Regions from separate parts of the Homo sapiens genome. Here region 2 is linked to region 1. Evidence: read pairs that join two places in POLR2A ChIA-PET (ENCODE). Cell type or tissue: IMR-90. All regions are shown on one strand. Each heading gives the region's core, and the rest is flanking DNA. Links, peaks and the distances in the headings are about the cores only.

What was found. Peaks named below come from ENCODE experiments on the same cell type or tissue, not always from the same donor. Only the 100,000 strongest peaks of a DNase experiment are listed, where the experiment ranks them.
Region 2: POLR2A ChIA-PET joins it to region 1 with 10 read pairs; 24 of 35 experiments call an interaction of 5 or more read pairs at or near these places.

Annotation. Positions count from the first base shown.
Region 1 is chr22:36,486,264-36,494,867 of GRCh38, reverse strand. It overlaps FOXRED2 (FAD dependent oxidoreductase domain containing 2), which reads left to right. Exons shown (of 9, transcript NM_001102371.2): 8 at 1,065-1,235; 9 at 4,601-7,678. The coding sequence ends at 4,860. Among named protein-coding and RNA genes, the nearest start is that of TXN2, 8.9 kb to the right of the region's middle. In IMR-90, for the core only: no CTCF peak of the experiment used is centred there; no DNase peak of the experiment used is centred there.
Region 2 is chr22:36,375,703-36,384,306 of GRCh38, reverse strand. All of the region lies in intron 1 of MYH9 (myosin heavy chain 9), which reads left to right. Among named protein-coding and RNA genes, the nearest start is that of MYH9, 8.0 kb to the left of the region's middle. RefSeq lists enhancers at 4,307-4,456, 6,823-6,902. In IMR-90, for the core only: no CTCF peak of the experiment used is centred there; a DNase peak (open chromatin) is centred at 4,056; H3K27ac peaks cover 930 bases.

The DNA.
Region 1 (8,604 bases), core at 1,790-6,789:
CAGGAGGTCGAGACCATCCTGGCCGACATAGTGAAACCCCGTCTCTAATAAAAATACAAAAATTAGCCAGCGTGGTGGCGTGCGCCTGTAGTCCCAGCTACTAGGGAGGCTGAGGCAGGAGAATCGCTTGAACCCAGGAGGCAGAGGCTGCAGTGAGCCAAGATTGTGCCACTGCACTCTAGCCTGGGAGACAGAGCGAGACTCTGTCTCAAAAAAAAAGAAAAAGGAGGCACTAAGAGTTAAAGCTGTTCAGTGGGGGAATTGGTCACCTCCAAATTCAGGTTTCCCAGAATAGCGACGGCCAAGTCTTGACTCGATGGCCATCTGACTGGAACACCACAGAAGGGAGCCCACACCAGGGAGAAGCTGAACTAGATGAGTGCTGAGACCCCTCGCCTCTATCTGAGTCTTCTCAGAGAAAGGCCAGTTTGAAAGCAGCCACAGCCAGGCGCAGTGGCTCATGCCTGTAATCCCAGCACTTTGGGAGGCTGAGGCGGGTGGGTCACCTGAGGTCAGGAGTTTGAGACCAGCCTGGCCAACATGGTAGAGACTAGAAACCCCATCTCTACGAAAAATGTAAAATATGAGCTCGGTGTGGTGGCGGGCACCTGTAATCCCAGCTACTCTGGAGGCAGAGGCACAAGAATCGCTTGAACCCAGGAGGTAGAGGTTGCGGTGAGCCTAAATTGTGCCACTGCATGACAGCCTGGGCAATAGAGCGAGACTGTCTCCAACAAATAATAATACAAAATAAAAAGCAGCCACAGTAGATCTCAGTCCATGTGAGTCTTAGGGAAACGCCAGCCTCACGTTGTTAGCTTCAGCACTGCCTTCCGAAACCACAAGGGAAAAGCCTAGTTCCTCTTCCTCATGGCAGCCTTTCAAATATCTGCAGGTGGCTCTTGAACAGTCTGACCACAGCCCAGCATAGGAGGCTGTCGGGAAAGCCGAGCACGAGTGAACGAGGGAAGTGTTTGGGCTGTGTGGGATCCGTGCTGTGTCGGCCCGAGGAGGGGAAGCCCAGCCTCACAGCTCTGACATGGCCCCCTCTCTCCTCCCCACAGAACAGGAGGTGAGGTTCCGCCCTGCACACTGGCCCCTGCCTCGGCCCACGGCCATCCATCACATCGTGGAAGACTTCTTAACAGACTGGACTGCCCCGATCGGGCACATCCTACCTCTGAGGCGCTTCCTGGAGAACTGTTTGGACACCGATTTGCGAAGCTTCTATGCAGGTAACTTAAGCTCCCAGAAAGACAAAGGGTCTGAGCTCCAGGTTGAAGAAAGGTCACAGAGACCCAAGACCCGTGGAGTTTCAGGACCCATATCTGGAAATCCAAACCCCAGACTACTGTTCCCGACAATGCCGTGGGTTAAATTACAACTCACCTAAAAATAATGGATAATATGTCTTCTTTTTTTTTTTTTTGAGATGGAGTCTCGCTCTGTTGCCCAGGCTGGAGTGTAGTGGCGCAATCTCAGCTCACTACAACCTCCGCCTCCCGGGTTCAAGCGATTCTCCTGCCTCAGCCTCCCAAGAAGCTGGGACTACAGGCACATGCCACCATGCCCAACTAATTTTTTTATTTTTTAGTAGAGATGGGGTTTCACCATATTGGCCAGGCTGGTCTCGAACTGACCTCGTGATCCGCCTGCCTCAGCCTGCTGAAGTGTTGGGATTACAAGTGTGAGCCACCGCACCCAGCTGATAATATGTCTTTTCAAAAGGATTAGCAGGGCCAGGCGCCATGGGAAGGCGCCAGGGCCAGGTATGGGTGGGAAGACAGAGCTGGAGCAGGATGGGAGGCCTGTTTAGAGACACTCCAATAAAGCTTGGATCTCAGTAGGGAAGCTGGGAGCCAAAACCCTCCAAAGGAGGAGATAGATGACATGCATGGTTTTGGCCCTAGATAGAGTGGGAGAGAAAAATCTCTGAAAATATTCAACCAGTAGGCCCTGCTTATGTAAATTTGGGGCCAAACTTCATGAGATCATTGAGCTATAGAAATCACAGAAGCAAATGCACACCTTCTCAAGAAATACACTTTTAGGCCAGGTGCAGTGGCTCACGCCTGTAATCTCAACACTTTGGGAGGCCGAGGTGGGTGGATCACCTGAGGTCAGGAGTTCGAGACCAGCCCTGGCCAACATGGTGAAACCCCATTTCTACTAAAAGTAGAAAAATTAGCTGGGGGCAGTGGTGGGTGCCTGTAATCCCAGCTACCTACTCGGGAGGCTGAGGCAGGAGAATCGCTTGAACCCGGAAGGCGGATGTTGCAGTGACCCGAGATCATGCCACTGCACTCCAGCCTGGGCAACAGAGCGAGACTCCATCTCAAAACCAACAACAACAAAAATGCCAGGGTGTGTGAGGGAGTGAATTCCCACCCTGAGTTGTGGGTCCCACCAATGCATTGTCCCAGGCCCTTTAGCCTCCTGTCTCCCACTTTCTAGACACTGTTTGACTGTACAGGCCACTGTGTGCTGCTGCCTTGGACTGGAGAGAATCCGCCCAGCAGGCGGCCAGCTGGCATAGTGGCAGCCGTCCCTCTGTTACTGTAGCTGATGTGCAGCTGTTAGTGCTGGCCCCAGATTCTGCTGAGCATCTGAGCCCCCTGCAGAAGGGATGATGTTGTCAGAAGGTGGTGCCTGCCAAACAGCCACCTTGCTGCCCTCCCAGTCTTCCCGCTGTCCTCTTCCTCATCTGCTCTCTTACCCGCTTGGAGAGGCTTGCCATGGCCTGGCCTCCCAGGGGCCTCCATGCTAAGAGTCAGAAATAAACAGGAAGTCATATTTCTGGAGCACCTTTCAGCCTGGTCACCCATGGAAGCCTCACGACATCCTTTGTGCTGTGCCCATTTTTCACTTGAGATAGAGGGGCTCAGGGAGGCAAGAAGGCTCGCTCAGAGTTACAGAAGGACTCCAGCCCATTCCTGACACTCTGTCTGCCCTTGTCTCTAACTCCCTCAGAAGGCTGAGCCCATATCTGTGTCAGCTCTTCTGTTTGTTTAAAGTCTTATAAGTACTTGGCTAAATGACTTTTTCTCACTGTATTAGTCTGTTCTCACATTGCTATAAAGAAATACCTGAGACTGTAATTTATAAAGAAACAGGTTTAATTGGCTCACAGTTCTGCAGGCTGTATGGACGCATGGCAGCATCTATTTCTGGATGCTGGATCACGCCTGTAATCCCAGCACTTTGGGAGGCCGAGAAAGGCAGATAGCTTGAGGTCAGGAGTTCAAGACAAGCCAGGCCAACATGGTGAAACCCTCTCCCTACTTAAAAAACACAAAAATTAGCTGAGCGTGGTGGCGGGCACCTGTAGTCTCAGCTACTGGGGAGGCTGAGGCAGGAGAATCACTTGAACCCAGAAGGCAGAGGTTGTAGTGAGCTGGGATCGTGCCACTGTACTCCAGCCTGCCTGGGCAACAGAGGGAGACTCTGCCTCAAGAAAAAAAAAGAAAAAGAAACCACTCCTGTGATGCAGTCACCTCCCAGCAGCCCCACCTCCAGCATTAGAGATTGCATTTCAACATGAGATTTGGGCGGGGACACAGACCCAAACTATGTCACCCGCTTTCCCTACCTTCATTCTCATTCCCACGAGGAACTCCCAGACCTAGCGGTTGTTCCTTTCAGTAGCTTCTCTCTTTGCATGGCTTCTTTTGGTTGTTTCTTCATATTTCTTTTTCTTTCTTTTTTTTTTCGAGACAGAGTCTCTGTCACCCAGGCTGGAGTGCAGTGGCACGATCTTGGCTCACTGCAACGTCCGCCTCCTGGATTCGAGTGATTCTCCTGCCTCAGCCTCCCGAGTAGCTGGGATTACAGGTGTTTGTCACTACGCCTGGCTAATTTTTGTATTTTTACTAGAGACGGGGTTTCTTTCTCATTATGTTGGCCAGGCTGGTCTCGAAGTCCTAACCTCAGGCGATCCACCGGCCTCGGCCTCCCAGAGTTGTCGGATTAAGGCGTGAGCCACCACGCCCGGCCGTTTCTTCATATTTCTACATGATAAGTATCCACAGCTATCTTATGATTGACCAAATTTGATTCATGCACCAGCTTTCTGTTGTGGGACAGATGAGGATATACCCGTTTTTCTTTATCCCCCACACTGTTTAGATCAGAACTTTGCACATGGTATTTGCAACTCAAATGTTGTTGAGGGACTGCGTCTTTGCAGGCAGATCTGAGCTCACAGTGGAACTGACCACTGAGTTCCCAGCCGCACCAGGCCGAGGGTCTGCTCATGAAGGTCGGAGCCCCGCCCCCAGTGTGGTTGCCTGCAGAGCCCGGTGCTCAGCCCTGATGTCTGGGAGCTGAGGCATTGCTGTGGTTTGCTTTTATTTTGGAGCCTTGTTCTTCCAGAGTGTCAAGGCAGCCCCCTGCCCTGGAGCCTCGTGGAGGGTCATGATTCATGACCTACTCAGGTTGGACGTGAGATGCCCAGAAAGGTCAGCTCCCAGTTTCAAGGGATGGAAGATACCAGGCAAGGCCTGCAGTGAAGCCCCCACACCTGGCATTGGCAGCTCCCCTTTCTGCACCCCTCCCCACATGTCCCAGCCTGGCTCATTCTCCTCATTTTGCTTTTGTGTAGAGTCCTGCTTCCTGTTCGCCCTCACGCGCCAGAAGTTGCCACCCTTTTGCCAGCAGGGGTACCTGAGGATGCAGGGACTCGTGAGTACCGAGAGCCTTTGGCAGCACAGAGTGGAGAGCAGGCTCCTGCGGGACTATGCCCCCACAGGCAGGCGCCTGGAGGACAGCAGCCAGCAGCTTGGCGACCAAGAGCCACTAGGTTCCCCCCTGGCTCCAGGGCCTCTGGCTCAGTCCGTCGATAGCAACAAAGAGGAGCTCTGACTGTCCCTTCCTAAGCTGTGGGCACAGTGGCCAGGCCTCCCCACCTAGGCCCATGGTCAGTCCCTCTTTCCCCGCAACCTCACACTCCCGCCAATGCGTGATTGCCAAAGACCACTCAGATCATGGCAGTGTCTGCAGCAAAGCCACCAGATGGCACGTGAGGGCTGAAAGTCGGGGATGCGGTGGTCTCCTCCCTCCTGTCAGGGGGCAGAAGGGCATCCTCTGCCAGGTGGGAGCTGCCTTCCCCAGCCCAGTTTGTCTGCAATGGAGCTGTCGCTGAGCCCCAGGCCAGCCCAGTTCTGCCCCGTCTCAAGTGCTCCTCTTCCTTCCAAGCCCCTCCTCAGATGGGCCTGCATCCCGCCTGTGGAGTGCTTCACAGGGGAAACCCATCCGCATCTTAAGAGTTTGTGGCAAGCGCTTTAAAACAAAAGCTCTGATATCCTCAACAACCACAATGGGCAGGTGGGATTGTTGCCCCAGATGACTGCTGAAGACACCAGCTGTGGGATGTCAAGTAATTCCAGGGACCCCCAGCTGGGAGTCCCCGTCTGTGTCACTTGCCACACACTGCCTCAACCTCCCCGCCCCATTTTCAGCAGGGTTTGGGCTTAGCTACAGAGCCCAAGAGGGTCAGCCCTGCTTATCATCATAGGCCCAGCAGGCTGATCTCGAGCAGCGATAGGACAGCTCCCTGCAAAGCCATCTTAGCAACTTTCTCACTGAGAAGCAGGATTCAGAGCTGCTCTCCCCAGTTGCACCCCCTGACTCATCTTCCAGCTGGCTCTTCTCTCCCATCCTACTCCCTTCTGTCTCCCTGCCCTCTGCCATCCTGAACCATGCCTTGCTTCTAACCTGCCTGGTCAAGTTTTGTGAAACTTATCCTGCTGTCTCGGGCTGGCACCCATATGTGCTCACCATGTGTAAGGTGACATTTCCAAATGCCTTTGTGTGATAATGATGATGAATTTGGTTCCTAGTCTCTTCTTCATTGCCCTTCCTCACCAGCAATCTGCACTTTCCCATCAGGCGTCTTAGTCTCATTTGTAAGTGCATAAGATAATCACAGTGATTTTTCAAAGCCCAGGATCATAAGTGATTGCTTTTTCACTGGTTCTTACTAACTCTTCATGTATCCACTCAGAATTCCAAGGACAATCCCAGCACTCTGGGAGGCCCAGGCAGGTGGATCACCTGAGGTCAGGAGTTTGAGACCAGCCTGACCAACATGGAGAAACCCTATCTCTACTAAAAATACAAAACTAGCCAGGCGTGGTAGCACATGTCTATAATCCCAGCTACTGGAGAGGCTGAGGCAGGAGAATCACTTAAACCCGGGAGGCAGAGGTTGCAGTGAGCCGAGATTGCGCCATTGCACTCCAGCCTAGGTAACAAGAGGGAAACTCCATCTCAAAAAATAAGTTAATTAAATTAAATTAAAATAAAACATGCGCTGGGTACAGTTGCTTACACCTGTAATCCCAGCACTTTGGGAGGCCAAAGTGGGCCGATCACCTGAGCTCAGGAATTCGAGACCAGCCTGGCCAACATAGCAAAACCTTGTCTCTACTAACGGTAAAAAAAATTAGCTGGGCATGGTGGAGCATGCCTGTCATCCCAGCTACTTGGGAAGCTGAGGCAGGAGAATTGCTTGAACCTGGGAGGTGGAGGTTGCAGTGAGCAGAGACCGAGCCACTGTACTCCAGCCTAGGTGACAAAGCAAGACCCACAGTAAAGCCCCCACACCCCATCTCAAAAAAATAAAAAATAAAAAAGAACAAAGTATGCTACAACAAAAGTGAAAAGAGAAAAAGAATTCCAAGAACCCGGGCTTTCTGGATCCAAAGCTCTTTCATGGGGACGTCCTCTTCCCCTCTTGGCTTGGTCCAGACTTTTTCTTTTTCTTTTTTTTTTTTTTTGCAATGGATTTCGCTCTTGTCACCCAGGCTGGAGTGCAATGGCACGATGTCGGCTCACTGCAACTTCTGCCTCCCGGGTCTAAACAATTCTCTTCCCTCAACCTCCCAAGTAGCTGGGATTACAAGCGCCTGCCACCACGCCCAGCTAATTTTTGTATTTTTAGTAGAGACAGGGTTTCACCACATTGGCCAGGCTGGTCTCGAACTCCTGACCTCAGGTGATCCACCTGTCTTGGCCTCCTAAAGTGTTGGGATTACAGGCATGAGCCACCACGCTCGGCCCAGTCCAGACTTTTTAACTACCTGGCCCCACTGCAGACACAGTTCCCTCTAGTCCTTCCCAGAGTTACAAGAAGAGAACTCCAGTAGCCTTATTCTGTCAGGGACGAATTGTTTACCCCATGATAATGTAGGATATCATAAATTCTTCTTCAAAGGTTTTAGCCTGTAATTTGTTAAGTACATTGAGTTCTGAGATCCTCTCCAAAGAACCAATGTATCAGTATGTTCAGCTCACCTGTTCTTTGTTCTTCATTTTAACTTTTAATTTCCTCATTCTTTATGTCTCCTTGCCCCTAGTTTCAGTAAACAATCCCCTCCTAGCCTCTGTCACCTGCTCTGACCTGAGTCACCTTTAGTCACCTGGTCCGTAACCATCTTTCCTGTCTAAACTTCTCACCCCACCACTCTGGCTTATACCCCTGCTCTCTTTAAAATAGCCAGTCAGAATTAGCTTAGATTGTGCGGTCCAACCCTAGCCCATAGGGGAACAACACAGCAGTAGGGGGTACCTGCATCAGGGATAAGAACCCATTCCCCTCCCTTGTTCCGGTGTGCTCTCGCCATTGCACCATCCATGAGACGCACTCTTGTATAGAAGTAAAATTGCCTTGCTGAGAAAATGTATGTTTGAGTGCTATTTCTTTTGTGGCACTGAAAATTTATTTCTAACAAATTTGGGGTCTCATTTGGGATTCCCATCCTCCTCTGAGGAGGGTCTAGACCTCTCCCATGAGGAGGCACGTCCCACTGCCTTGTTGCGGTGGCCACAGGGGTAAGGAATCGAGACCAACCAGTGTGACGAATAAACCTATACTCTCAGCAAGGCAGAAAGAAACGGGCTGGCGACCTGGGGGAAAGGATCCTCATGTACCACAGCGACCAAGTAAGTGTGCAGAGACCAAGCTAAGAAACATCGCAGGGGTGACAAAGTATTTCCTTGGTGGTCAGGATATTCTGGGGGTTGAAAGTGTGCATGAATGCAAGGAGCCTCCAGCAGGTGGGGCTAAAGGATAGGCGAGACATCTCCAACAGGGGAGATTGAGCTTAACCAGGACCCAAGATGGGAAATGCCCCAAGTAAGGTAAGAGATAAAAAGGAGAAAGCTAGCAACAGTAATATTCCCCCAGGCCTAATGTTAAAATGTTAGAAGGATAATGAAAGGACCAAAAACAAAAGCAGCTGCTGTCCCAGACCCTTCTCCTATCTCTGATGTCCCCTTTCTTACAACCCTGCCTCTTGAGAATCGTCCCAAGAGCCCACTCACTACCGACCTAAGTACCTTTCCCTTAAAGGACTTCAACGTGAGATAGAGCAATGTAAAAAAGATATTCAGAATTTCCCTTTCCCCTCTTCTCGGGGGAAGAAAGAGACATGATCCATAGAGCTGCTATGGGAGCCTAGGAACACGAACACCCTCCTGGCCAAAACGTTCCTACAGCAGATCAAAAAACTCCCACCCAAGACCCCCAGTGGGACAATAACAACGCAGCCCACCGAGAAAATATGCAGGACCTTAAGGAATTGATAATAAAGGGGATTAAAGCAT
Region 2 (8,604 bases), core at 1,964-6,963, 110 kb after region 1:
CCGGCTCATATATGGTTTTTGTTTGTTTGTTTGTTTTTTGAGATGAGTCTCACTCTCGCCCAGGCTAGAGTGCAGTGGCACAATCTCAGCTCACTGCAACCTCTGCCCCCAAGGTTTAAGCGATTCTTCTGCCTCAGTCTCCCGAGTAGCTGGGATTACAGGTGCCTGCCACCATACTTGGCTAATTTTTGTATTTTTAGTAGAGATGGGATTTTGCCATGTTGACCACGCTGGTCTGGAACTTCTGACCTCAAGCGATCCACCGGCCTCGACCTCCCAGAGTGCTAGGATTACAGGCGTGAGCCACCACACCCAGCACCCCCTCGCCCACTTTTTTTTTTTTTTTCGAGACAGGGTCTCACTCTGTCACCCAGGCTGGAGTGCAGTGGCACTATCTTGTCTCACTGCAACCTCCGCCTCCTGGGTTCAAGCGGTTCTCATGCCTCAACCTCCCGAATAGCTGGGATTACAGGTGCCCGCCACCATGCGTGGCTAATTTTTTTGTATTTTTAGTAGAGACAGGGTTTCACTATGTTGGCCAGGCTGGTCTCGAGCTCCTGACCTCAGGTGATCTACCCGCCTCAGCCTCCCAAAGTGTTAGGATTACAGGCGTGAGCCACCGCACCTGGCACCCCCCCCCCTTTTTTTTTAATATAAATGATCAGTCTTAACTCCCTAGGTTATCAGGTTGAGGGGGTGGGGATGAGGCTGGGGGACAGATTGTTTTCCTGGCTTCTAGCTCGGTGTTCTTTCTGCCTCTGTGCACAACAAGGTATGCGTGTATTGTGGTTGTGGACTGTGGTTGTGGACTGCCTATTCACAAGTGGCTATGAGGCCCATCTGCTGATGCTTTTGGATGCACTTGGTGATGAACTTCTGCTGAGTAACCTCTTCACAGGGCCCCGGCTGGGACAGAAGGTGTGCAGACTGTGGTTTCAGTTCAAACACATGGTTTCCTGTGGTCTGGGAGATAGCCAAAGGGTGATACAGGAAGAGCACTGGACTTGGGTGACTGGAGACCTTACTTCCAACTCTGGCTCTGGGTGAGGGGAGGTTTGATTTCCTTTTTGTTTTTTGATTTCGTTTTGAAGCAGGGTCTTGCTCTGTTGCCCAGGCTATAGTGCAGTAGCATGATCATAGCTCACTGCAGCCTCAAATTCCTGGGCTCAAGCAATTCTCTGCCTCAGCCTCCTGAGTAGCCAGGATTACAAGTGCACACTGCTACACCTGGCTAATTTTTGTGTTTTTTGTAGGGATGGGATCTTGCTGTATTGCCTAGGCTAGTCTCAAACCCCTGGGCTCAAGCAACCCTCCTGCCTCAGCCTCTCAGAGTGCTGGGGTTACAGGTGTGAAATACTGCACCTGGCCAGGTTTGATTTCCGAGGAGGTGCCGTATCTCCCTACAAAGATATCATACCAGTTTATGTGCCCACAAGTTATGTATGGGAGTGCCTGAAAAACTGAAAAATTAAGTAATTTTATTTATTTATTTATTTCTTTATTTGAGATGGGGTCTCACTCTGTTGCCCAGGCTGGAGTACAGTGGCATGATCTTGGCTCACTGCAGCCTCTGCCTCCTGGGTTCAAGCAATATTCCTACCTCAGCCTACCGAGTAGCCAGGATTACAGGGGTGCACCACCACACCCGGCTAGTTTTTGCATTTTTAGTAGAGATGGGGTTTCACCACGTTGGCCAGGCTGGTCTCGAACTTCCGACCTCAGGCGATCCACCCGCCTTGGCCTCCCAAAGTGCTGGGATTATAGGCATGAGCCACCACACCCAGCAAAATCAAGTAATTTTAATTTCCTAGGCACTCTTTTTTTTGTTTTTTGAGACTGAGTCTCGCTCTGTTGCCCAGGCTGGAGTGCAGTGGTGTGATCTCGGCTCACTGCAACCTCCGCCTCCTGGGTTCAAGCGATTCTCCTGCCTCAGCTTCCCAAGTAGCTGGGATTACAGGCGCCTGCCACCACGCCCAGCTAATTTTTGCATTTTTAATAGAAATGGGGTTTCACCATGTTGGCCAGGCTGGTCTCGAACTGCTGACCTCAGGTGATCCGCCCGCCTTGGCCTCCCAGAGTGCTGGGATTACAGGCGTGAGCCACCGCACCTGGCCAGCACTCTGGTACCTTATTGATGGGAGTGTATATTGTACAACCCTCTTTTTAGAAGGTCGTTTGGGGCTGGGCATGGTGGCTCACATCTGTAATCCCAGCACTTTGGGAGGCCAATGGGGGAGGATTGCTTGAGCCCAGGAGTTCGAGATCAGCCTGGGCAACACAGGGAGAGTCTGTCTCTGGGTTACATTAAACAACAACAACAACAACAAAAGAAAGTTGTTTGGCAGTATCTGTCAAAGCATACTCCTTCCGACTATATTCTAGGAATTCATCTCACAGATAAACTCAGATGTGCTGAAGGAAATGTCTGAGAATCTTCATTGCGGCATTGACATAGAAGATGACAGGAAACAAGTTGTGCTATTAAAAAGGTCAACTAAATCATGGTACAGCTGTACAGTGGAAGTCCTTGCATCCCTTTGAAAAATGAGGTCAATCCATATGTACTGATAGGGTGTGCTCTCCAAGCTATGTTGTAAGTGAAAAACACCAGACGCAAAGTAGTGTAAATGGTGCTTCGTTTTGTGTAAAACATGGTATGTAAACTCTGCTCTGTGCATGCAGTATTTCTGGAAAGATACTGAGACCCTGGTAATGGTGGTTGCCTAGGGTCTAGGCAACAGGAGCAGGGAGTGAGCAGTACATTTCACTCAATACTTTTTTTTTTTTTTTTGAGATGGAGTCTCGCTCTGTTGCCCAGGCTGGAGTGGCATGATCGATCTCGGCTCACTGCAACCTCCACCTCCTGGGTTCATGTGATTCTCCTGCCTCAGCCTCCTGAGTAGCTGGGATTACAGGTGTGCGCCACTATGCCCAGCTAATTTTTTTGTATTTTTAGTAGAGACGGGGTTTCACCATGTTGCCCAGGTTGGTCCCCATCTCCTGACTTCAAGTGATCCACCTGCTTCTTCTTCCCAAAGTGCTGGGATTACAGGCATGAGCCAGTGTGCCCGGCCATATTGTCCCTAAAGAATAAAAAATTCAGCTATTTCTTATTTTTCTTAACTATAAAAATAAGGGGTCCAGCTGGCTAATCTGTAGGTCTCAACTTTAAAGTGCATTGCTTTAGGTTCCATATTGCATATTGAATGCCTACCTTTTACAAGGTAAGAGGGAAGGGTCTTTGTGCTTGAAACCTTTGGGTCCTGTTTTCTTCCCATGATGTCACATCACTAGAGTAACCCCTTAAACAGAAGTCCTTTCTGATCTACTTCCTCATATTCTGGGAAATGGTAGATGATTGATTTTTCTTTGCTGTATGAGAAGAGAAAGCCTGCATGTGTGTCTGGAAAGCGTTTTGGGATACCCTCTTGCAAGGTTTCCATAATTCGCTTGGCTCCAAATCATAAGCTGTCCTGTCCTGGGGAGCCCACCCCAACCTGAAGCCCAACCCAGGCCCTCACATACCTGGCTTTCTTTCTTTTCTTTTCTTTTCTTTTCTTTTTTTGGAGACAGAGTCTCACTCTGTTGCCCAGGCTGGAGTGCAGTGGCGTGATCTTAGCTCACTGCAACCTCCACCTCCCAGGTTCAAGCGATTCTCCTGCCTCAGCCTCCCGAGTAGCTGGGATTATAGGCACCTGTCACCACGCCTGGCTAATTTTTGTATTTTTAGTAGAGGCAGGGTTTCACCATGTTGGCCAGGCTGGTCTCGAACTCCTGACCTCAGGTGATCCACCTGGCTTGGCCTCCCGAAGTGGTGGGATTACAGGCGTGAGCCACCGCACCCGGCCACCTGGCCTTCTTTTTTAACTTGGGGTCATTGCATCCACTATTATGCCCCTTCCCACTCTGTCCCCAGTTTCCCCTAAGACATCTGGCCTGTGGTTTTTATGTATAACAACACTGGAAAAGCCCAAATTCTTGAGAAGATGTGATCAGAGGGGTGTTTTGAATGGGAGGGCCCTACCCCCCTTCTCAAGGATGGCTGTCTTTCGCCTTGGATGGTGTGGGCCCTGGGAGGAGCTGCCGGCGCTGCTGTTGTGCCCGATTGACTCCTTTCCTGAGTGAAGTCTGGAAGACCCCATCAGGGTCCTGAGGTCCTGCAAGGCAGCCTCCGGGCCTCCTGGGGGAATGGTGTGAGTCACACATGAGCACACACTATGAGACTGGCTCTAAAATGGGACCGCCACTGCATGGGCGGGCGGCCTGTATCTGTACCCAGCTCCCTGTCCCTTGTGCTTAGATGGCACCAAATATTTGGGAGGCAGGAGGGGAGCTGCCCACTCTGATGCATGTCTCTTTAAAAAGTAACCTAGGCTTCTGTTGGAATTACTCAGGTTCCCATTCCCACGATTAGCTTCTCGAGCCTGAGATGATTCAGCACCCGGGCAGGTGTCCCCAGAGAAGGCCCTTAGCTAGCCCGCCAAGCGCTGGAGCAGCTGGGAGTCCCTCAGTGGCTGTCTGCATCTCTAGCCCAGGACCCTCCTGCTGTGGCTGGAAGGAGCCTTTGCAGGGCCTTCCGGAAGGGTGTGGCTTCCTGCCGTGCAGGTTGGGCTAAGGCCTGTAGTGGGGTTACAGGTAGCTGATCTTCCCCACCCTCGAGTCACTTCCTTGGTACTTCTCAGAGGCCCTTACCATCCTTATGGTATGTCCCAGAGGAGAAAAGGGGCTTCTCAGGGAGGTCCCTCTCTTGCCTTCTTAGGCCAAGATGATGTCTTTCTGTACAACTTTTTATTTTTCTGAGACGGAGTCTCGCTCTGTCACCCAGGCTGGAGTGCAGTGGCGCGATCTCAGCTCACTGCACGCTCCACCTCCCGGGTTCACGCCATTCTCCTGCCTCAGCCTCCCAAGTAGCTGGGACTACAGGCACCCGCCACCACGCCCGGCTAATTTTTTTTGTATTTTCAGTAGAGACGGGGTTTCACCGTGTTAGCCAGGATGGTCTCCATCTCCTGACCTCATGATCCACCCGCCTCGGCCTCCCGAAGTGCTGGGATTACAGGCGTGAGCCACCACGCCTGGCCTCTCTGTACAATTTTTAATGTGTTGGGGGAGCTCGAAGCTAATCTCTGAGTAGGTTGCCACTCACCAAAAGGACGTGGGCCTTAGAAAGAAGAGCCTTTCTTCTTGCATTTTAACTCTAATTTGAAATCATCCCCTGCTTAAAAGAAAAATCAGCAACAACAATGAAAACCCTCCCTACTGGATTTAGAATTATAGAATGCCTGGCTGGAAGAGATGTTGGGAATAATTAAAATAACATTTCTTTTTTTTTTTCCTAATTAGAGAAAAAGCGATTTGCTTAAGCTCATTCTGTGAGTCGGTAGAAAACCTTGGCCCCTGGTTTCGCTCATACCCAGTGCCTTTCCAAATCAGGAGGCTTCATTTAAGCGTGTTTTCTAAATGGTGACTCTCTTTTTTTTTGATGTTTATGCCCTGTTTAGCCAAGCAACACATACTGAGCTCCTTTAATCTTTCCTTAAGAGTCTATTCTTCTACTCCCTTCGTCTTTTTTGTTGTTTTTTGTTGGGGGGCACTAGGGTTAAGGAATGGGGTGGGAAGTGTTTTGGGTTTCTCTGAACTTCTTCCAGCTGGACGTGACCACTTGGGCTGAAAGTTCCCACAGCTCGAAAAATCAATATTTCACATGGGGTGGTGCCAGGCAGCAGGGTGGGCCATTCAGAAAGCCACACTGCTGCCCACTGTCCTCAGCCAGCCCTGATTTCTAGTAACTTTAGGTCACTTAATGTCTCCGGTGATAATTTGTTATATTTTCAACACAAAATGCACGGGAGAAGGAACAAAATAAAGTTTTGGGATCAGGCAGAGCTAGGAGCAGACCCCCCGCCTTTTCTCCTGCTGCTCGCCTTAGTTTTCCCATCTGCACCGTGGAGAAGCCTCTTTCTTAGCATTATAAATGGATGTGAAGTGGTCTGTTCCTCCTCTTCCTCCCCTTCATCTCTCTTCTTTTTTTATGAGACAGCGTCTTGCTCTGTTGCCCAGGCTGGAATGTGGTGGCGCGATAGCAACTCACTACAGCCTCGGCCTCCGTCTCAAGCATTCTTCCCACCTCAGCCTCCTAAGTAGCTGGGATCACAGGTGTGCACCACCAGGCCTGGCTAATTTTTTTTTTTTTTTGTAGAGACAGGGTTTTGCCATGTTGCCCAGGCTTGTCTCAAACTCCTGAGCTCAAGCAATCTACCTGCCTTGGCCTCCCAAAGTGCTAGGATTACAGGTGTGAGCCACCTCGTCCAGCTTCTCCTTTTCTTCATAGTAACAATAACATCATCTCTCCTCAGGTGGTAGGAAATACACGTTCAAGTTTTTTTTTGTTTTTTTGAGACGGAGTCTTGCTCTGTCGTCCAGGCTGGACTGCAGTGGCACCATCTCGGCTCATTGCAAGCTCCGCCTCTCGGGTTCACGCCATTCTTCTGCCTCAGCCTCCCGAGTAGCTGAGACTACAAGGTGCCCGCCACCGTGCCCGGCTAATTTTTTTGTATTTTTGGTAGAGACGGGGTTTCACCGTGTTAGCCAGGATGGTCTCCATCTCCTGACCTCATGATCCGCCCGCCTTGGCCTCCCAAAGTGCTGAGATTACAGGCGTGAGCCACCGCACCCGGCCAGGTTCAAGTTTTAGAGATTTCGTATTTATCCAACAAGCCTGTCCCTTGATAACAAGGTGCGGTGATTAAGATGACTGAGGAACCTGCTGGAACTCGCCCCCGGCATTGATGCTGAGGTTTCTGATGCCTGCAACTTTTGCATCCTTTTCCCATACAGTTCAATTCATCTCATTACACTGATCTGAGCTGGTTTAAGTATTTTTTTTTTTAGAAAGGCTGTTACAAAGCGATAGAGGCACCTTTATTTAGAGTTGTCTATGTTCAAAAGCCACTACGTTTCCTGTGTTTCACATTAAGTCACTGAGCTAGAGAAGGCAGCTTCCTGTCAGATAAACATAAGAACGAGGCATTTGGGACAGTCTGGGTGACTTAATCTAACTGGGCCAGAATCGGGGAGAAGATTTGAGAACTCGCTGTCCTCTGCGGGTGAGGAGGTCAAAGGCGGGGTCTTCTTTCATTTCTGTCCCTATGCTGTAACTCCGTGTTTGGGACAGAGTCAGCTCCTAGTCCTTATTGCACAAATGGGGTTCAGGTCTCATTGGTGTCTTCACTTTTTTTTTTTTTGAGGTAGGGTCTCGCTTTGTCGCCTAGGCTAGAGTACAGTTGCACGATCTTGGCTCACTGCAACCTCCACCTCCCGGGTTCAAGCGATTCACCTGCCTCATCCTCCCAAGTAGCTGGGATTACAGGTGTGCACCACCACACCCAGCTAATTTTTGTATTTTTAGTAGAGACAGGGTTTCACCATGCTGGCTAGGCTGGTCTCAAACTCTAGACCTCAGGTGATCACCTGCCTCGGCCTCCCAAAGTGCTGGGATTACAGGCATGAGCCACTGCGCCCAGCCAGTGTCTTCAGTTCTAAGCCTGCGACAGGGAGGCCTAGATAGCCAAAAGCTTTTGAATGCCGGTTAGTGACCTCTTCATTTTACAGAACACTGATCGGGGAATCCCTGGGAGGAGAAAGGTGGTGGTAGGGGGGCATTTTCAAGTTTTTATTTTTTATATTTAAGAACCAAGTATTGGGTATAAGGGAGTTGCCCTTTGCCAAGTCAGTCCGCAGAGACTCCCTAAGCTCCAGCTATGTGGTCTGCACTGTGCTGGCTTGGTGGGGCTCAGCAGCGATGGAGGGCTGACAGCCTGTCCCTGTCACCAAGCAGCCTTATCCTCCAACAGGGAGTTGGGATACTGAGGCAAGCCCATGCTACCCTGAGTCAGGAGACATCTGAGCATCTTGAGCTAGGTTCCTGGAGGCTAGGATTGCCTGGGAGGAGGAGGGAGGATGGGAAGGTGGGCATGGAAGGGAGGAAGAGCTGCTCTCTGGGTCCCATCACAGTCTCGTTATTAATTATAATTATTAAAGTTTACTGGCCGGACACGGTGGCTCACGCCTGTAATCCCAGCATTTTGGGAGGCTGAGGTGGGTGGATCACCTGAGGTCAGGAGTTCGAGACCAGCCTGGCCAACACAGTGAAACCACGTCTCTACTAAAAATACAAAATTAGCCGGGTGTGGTGGTGCATGCCAGTAATCCCTGCTACTGGAGTGGCTGAGGCAGGAGAATTGCTTGAACCTGGGAGGCGGAGGTTGCAGTGAGCTGAGATTTCATCACTGCACTCTAGCCTGGTCAATAGGAGCAAAACTCCATCTCAAAAAAAAAAAAAAAAAAAAAAAGAAATTATTGAGCACTTGTATGTACTAGGTACCATGCTGATGCTTTTAAAAAATTATTATCTTTTATTTAAAAAATTTTAACTTACATTTAAAAAAATGGAAATGGGCTCTCACTGTGTTGTCCAGGTTGGTCTCAAGCTTCTGGCCTCAGGTGATCCTCCCACCTTGGCCTCTCAATGTGCCGGGATTATAGGCGTGAGCCACCACTGCACCTACACCTGGCCATGCTAGGGCTTTTACATGGATTATCTCA